Regions from separate parts of the Homo sapiens genome. Here region 2 is linked to region 1. Evidence: read pairs that join two places in POLR2A ChIA-PET (ENCODE). Cell type or tissue: MCF 10A. All regions are shown on one strand. Each heading gives the region's core, and the rest is flanking DNA. Links, peaks and the distances in the headings are about the cores only.

Region 1 (2,913 bases), core at 295-2,794:
AGTTAAGGAACTTGCAATGAGGAGATCATCCTGGATTACCTGGCTGGGCCCAGCATAATTACAGTCTTTCTGAGAGGGAGGCAAGAGGGCCAGAGTCAGAGGTGATGTCATAGTGGAAACAGAGGCCCAAGAGAGAAATAGAGATTTGAAGGTGCTATGCTGCTGGCTTTGACGATGGAGGGAGGGGCCAACAACCAAAGAATGCAGAATGCAGGTAGTCTCTAACTGGAAAAGGCAAGAAAATGGATTCTCTCCTACAGCCTCCAGAAAGAGGAACACAGCCTACACCTTGATTTTAGGACTTCTAACCTCCCAAACTGTAAGATAATAAATGGATATCTTTTTTGGTTTTTCTTTCTTGTCTTCTTTTTTTTTTTGTAACAACAGGGTCTCTCTATGTTACCCAGGCTGGTCTCGAACTCCTGGCCTCAAGTGATCTTCCTACCTCAGCCTCCCAAAACGTGGGGATCATAGGCATGAGCCACTGCACCCGACCTATTGTTTTAAGTCACTAAATGTGTGGTAATTTGTTTGTTTGTTTGTTTTTGAGACAGAGTCTCACACTGTTGTCCGGGCTGGAGTGCAGTGGCGGATCTCGGCTCACTGCAACCTCCGCCTCCAAGGTTCAAGTGATTCTCCTGCCTCAGCCTCCTGAGTAGCTGGGATTACAGGCACGCACCGCCACGCTCAGCTAATTTTTTGTATTTTTAGTAGAGATGGGGTTTCACCATGTTGGCCAGGCTGGTCTCGAACTCCTGACCTCAAGTGATCCACCCGCCTTGGCCTCCCAAAGTGATGGGATTACAGGCATGAGCCACCGCGCCCGGCCATGTGTGATAATTTGTTACAGCAGCAATAGAAAACTCAGACATCAGGAAATGGGGCTGGCTGGAGATGAGCCAGCCAAGGCAGGGATGGTAGATGTTGTTGGGACAGAGATCAATGACAGTGTAATTCCATGCACTGATTAAGCCTGTGACCTTGCATGGGCCAAGAAGTAGACTTGTTTCTCAACTGGGAGAGCTGAAGCAGTTGGGGACAGAGGGGGGAGAGCCTTGGGCTCTTTTCTCTGACTCTGTTCCTTGGGGCCTAATGTCTGCTGGCCATATTGTAAGGTATCCCATAGGCCTCCCTTAAAGCTGAAGTGGGCTGTTAAAGGCCGAGCGTGGTGGCCTCACGCCTGTAATCCCAGCACTTTGGGAGGCCGAGGTGGGTGGAACACCTGAGGTCAGGAGTTTGAGACCAGCCTGGCCAACATAGTGAAACCCCTACTAAAAATACAAAAATTAGCCTGGTGTGGTGGCATGCACCTGTAGTCCCAGCTACTCGGGAGGCTGAGGCAGGAGAATCACTTGAACCCAGGAGGTGGAGGTTGCAGTGAGCTGAGATCGCGCCACTACACTCCAGCCTGGGGTGACAGAGTGAGACTCCATCTCAAAAAAAAGAAAAAATAAATAAAAAAGCTGAAGTGGGCTGTGTCCTACTAGGTAGGGCAAGGAGAAGTCTTGCTAGATATTAACAGGCAGCTGGCATTATGATAGGGCACAGGGGGAATAAGGATGGAAGTTCTAGTGTCCAAGGAATGGAATGTTCTGGATACAGGGAGGCAGATTTACAGCTGGCCTCTTCGGGGATGATGACTTAGTGTGGGGCCAGGTGAGTCATTCAGTCTAGCTGTGGGGCATGAATTGGAAAACTGTGGTGACTATTGTCCAGTGATGGAAACTCTAGAAGCTTCTGTTCCCTCATCTGTGAAATGAGATGAACATACTACCTACCTCACAGGGTTTTAATTAGGCATAAGCAGATTATCTGTGCAAAATGCTTAGTGCAGTGCCTGGCACACAGAAAACACTCAATGAAGGCTATAATTATATAAAACTGCAGCCTCCATTGGAAATCTGGTAGAGAGTGGCCTGTGGAGGAAGAAAGGCTCTTTGATAAGCAGGGCAGATGGCAGTCTGTTGAGCACAGGTAGTGAGGCTTATTTGATGTCACTGTGGCACTAGGATGGGACAGGTCCATCAGAAAGTCCAGCAGATGGCTCCCCACAGAGGCTCGGTGGTCAAAAGCGGATGTCCAGGCCCTAAGAGCTGCCCAAGCCTGTTCTCAGCTTGGGCACATACTTGCAGGGGGATGATAGTATGCACCCCCAACAAGGGCAGGCCCTGGGACCTGACAGCCATCTCTTCTCTATCCCTGTAATGCAGGGCATGTCCCTGGCACCTCTGTCTCAGTGACAAGTGGCCAGACAATCCAGTGCTGGGGATTCCGTCTACAGCCAAGCCAGTGCAGAGCACCTGCAAGACGCAGCTGGAGCAGAGTGAGCCGGGGGCAAGGCCAAGCCAGCTGAGCCTGGTGAGCCCAGGACCGAGGTAGCTGGGATCATTCGAGGAGACCAAAGGGGAACAGCAGGACCAGACATGAGAGAGAAAACCCAGCATCAGGAGCCCGAACTCAGAGGGGCCAAGTTGAGTGGGAGGCAGGGAGGCATGGGGTGACTCCCCACCGACTGAAGGCTTGGGGACCGGTGGAATGCTTCCACTGGCTGTCCCAATTGGGGTGTGTGTGAGTCAGTCTGGCTAAATTTGTCAACAGTTCCAGGTTGTTTGAAGAGTTCGGGGAAAACAGTTAAATGCGATTTTTATTTTACTGTCAAAATGAGCACAAAAGGTATGAGAAGAACATGTAGTTTTACAAAGTTGACCCTATGCCATTCTGTACTCAGTGGAAAAGTGGGATAAATCTTTTTTACAGCAGGAAATCAGACTTCATGAACAAAACCAGCAGTTCCGCCAGTTCTGTAGCCTCTATTGTGTGTGTGAAGATTTTCATGAAATTCTTCTGTTAAAGTGGAAGAGTACTTTTCTAATCAGAAAAAGTTATCTTTTAAACGGCTCACATCATTATCTA
Region 2 (2,913 bases), core at 182-2,681, 58 kb before region 1:
TCACAGGCGTGAGCCTCTGGGCCCGGCTCTCTCAGGGCAATTTCAAGTCCACACAGCACATGGTGAGTGAAGCTAAAGCAGAAAGCAAGCTGACAGCTTAGAGGTCAGCATTTATAGCTGCCACAGTGGCTGGAAATTGAGGAGGGAAAACATGGAAAAAGGGAGCCTCAAAAGAGGAGCCACAAAGTTAGTATACAGGTTCCCCTTATGTCCTTGGCTGAGTTCTGAAGGGCATATGTGTGGGATGACTCCAGGGAGCCCAAGGGGAAAGCAAGAACTAAACACCAAAAGACCTAAACAGAGATTTTAGCAATTGCCCAGTGACAGGAGGCAGTTTAAGAGTTCAAGGTCCCAGCTGGGCGTGGTGGTTCACGCCTGTAATCCCAGCACTTTGGGAAGGCGAGGCAGGCAGATCACTTGAGGTCAGGAGTTCGAGACCAGCCAACATGGTAAAACCTCATCTTTACTAAAAATACAAAAAAAAAAAAAAAATAGCTGGGTGTGGTGACAGGCACCTGTAGTCCCAGCTACTCGGGGGGCAGGTAGCTGGGACTACAGGTGGAGGTTGCAGTGAGCTGAGATCATGCCACTGCACTCCAGCCTGGGCAACAGAGCAAGGCTCTATCTTAAAAAAAAAAAAAAAAGAGTTCAAGGTCTGCCAAGTTAGAGGAGCTTGTCAAATACCTTGAGCTTTCCACTGAAACCCCAAAGGACCATGCCTCAGGAGTGAAGACCATTTCCCAGGACTAAAGGCAAAACTCAAGTAGTCCTACCCTTAAAAAGCCTAAAACCAAGGCTTTCAGGGAACAAGGTGATCTGCCAGTAATTTAACTGAATGCCAGAACAAAATTCTACACTCTTCAACAGAAGACAAGAGAATCCAGAGTTTCTACCACTGGCTCCGCAGTATCCAGTGTACAACCAAATACTAGTAGACATGTGAAGAAGCAGCAAACATGACACTTGTCAAGAAGGAAAAAAAAAACAGCAGAAGCAGATTCAGACAGCCCACATGTTGGAATTACCAAGCAAAGATTTGCTATAAATATGTTAAGGAATTTACAGGAAAAGATAGGGATCATGGGCAAAGACATGGGGAATCTGAATTTTAGAAGAGGTATGGAAACTCTAAAAAGGAACCCAGTAGAAATCTTAGTACTGAAACAATAGCTGAAATTTTAAAAATTATTGAATAAGATAAATAGCAGATTAGACACTGCAGAAGAAAATCTTCATAAACTTGAAGAGAGGCGAGTAGTTATTAACCAAAGTGAAGCACAGAGAGAAAATAAAAAGAAGACTGGGGGAAAAATTATCAGAGCCTCAATGACCTGTGGAACAATATCAAGCAATTAGACTAATATACATGTATGTGGAGTCTCAGAGGAGAGAAGATACAGAATATGGCTAAAAGATAGTTGATGACAGTTTCCAAATTTGATTAAAACAAGAAGCTTAGCAAGCCCCAAGTAACATAAAACACACACACACACACACACACACACGCACGGCCCATCATAGCCAAAGATAGAAAATTCTTAAAAGTATCCAAAACAAAAAGACATATTACATAGAGTAAAAAACAGTAAAAGATAATCACAGTTATGGTCTGAATGTTTATGTCCGCCTTCCAAATTTATGTGTTGAAATCCTAACCCCCAAAGTGATGGTATTAGGAGATGGAGACTTTGAGAGGTACTTAGGTCAGGAGAGTGGATGATCAAGAATGGGATTAGTGGCTGGGCACAGTGGCCCATGCCTGTAATCCTAGCACTTTTGGAGGCCGAGGTGGGTGGATCGCTTGAGCCCAGGAGTTTGAGACCAGCCTGGGCAACATGGCAAAACCCTGTCTCTACACAAAAATTAACTATGTGTGGTGGCATGTGCCTGTAATCCCAGCTACTTGGGAGGCTGAGGTGGGAGGATCGCTTAAGCCCAGGAGACAGAGGTTGCAGTAAGTGGAGATCATGCCACTGAATTCCTGCCTGGGCCACAGAGCCAGACCTTGTTTTAAAAAAAAAAAAAAAGAATGGGATTAGTGCTCTTTAAGCGCTGAATGAAAAGCAAAATTTGGCAACCTAGAATTCTCTCTCTCTCCAGTAAAAATATCTTCAGAAATGAAGGGCAATAGAGATATTTTCAGGTAAACAAAATCTGAGAAAATTCTTCTCCAGCAGATCTTCTGCACAGGAAATGAAGACATTCTTCAGTCTGAAAGAAAATGCTGGTAGATGAAAATTAGGTCTACAAGAAGGAATAAAGAGCGATGGAAATGGTAAGTATGTTACTAAATATAAAAGACTACTGGCCGGCACGGTGGCTCACCCCTGTAATCCCAGCACTTTGGGAGGCCGATGGGGGGGTGGATCACCTGAGGTCAGGAGTTCAAGACCAGCCTGGCCAACATGATGAGACCCTGTCTCTACTAAAAATACAAAAAATTAGCCAGGCATTGGGCTGGACGTGGTGGCTCATGCCTGTAATCCCAGCACGTTGGGAGGCCGAGGCGGGCAGATCACTAGGTCAAGAGATCTAGACTATCCTGGCCAACATGGTGAAACCCCGTCTCTACTAAAAATACAAAAATTAGCTGGGTGTGGTGGCGCACACCTGTAGTCCCAGCCACTCGGGAGGCTGAGGCAGGAGAATCGCTTGAACCCAGGAGGCAGAGGTTGCAGTGAGCCGAGATTGCGCCACTGCACTCCAGCCTGGGCAACAAGAGCAAAACTCCGTCTCAGAAAAAAAAAAAAAAAGAGACTACTATTTCTCACCTTAATTGCTTAAAAGACAAGTGACTATTTAAAACAAAAATAACAATGTATTGTGGAGTTTAAAACACGTAAATGAAAACTATGACAACAATTACATGAAGGATGAGAAGGGAGGTGAATTGAATTGTACTCTCATAAGGAT

What was found. Peaks named below come from ENCODE experiments on the same cell type or tissue, not always from the same donor. Only the 100,000 strongest peaks of a DNase experiment are listed, where the experiment ranks them.
Region 2: POLR2A ChIA-PET joins it to region 1 with 5 read pairs; 3 of 35 experiments call an interaction of 5 or more read pairs at or near these places.

Annotation. Positions count from the first base shown.
Region 1 is chrX:41,405,147-41,408,059 of GRCh38, reverse strand. No RefSeq gene overlaps it. Among named protein-coding and RNA genes, the nearest start is that of NYX, 41 kb to the left of the region's middle. In MCF 10A, for the core only: no CTCF peak of the experiment used is centred there; a DNase peak (open chromatin) is centred at 1,649.
Region 2 is chrX:41,463,263-41,466,175 of GRCh38, reverse strand. All of the region lies in intron 2 of NYX (nyctalopin), which reads right to left. Among named protein-coding and RNA genes, the nearest start is that of NYX, 17 kb to the right of the region's middle. In MCF 10A, for the core only: no CTCF peak of the experiment used is centred there; no DNase peak of the experiment used is centred there.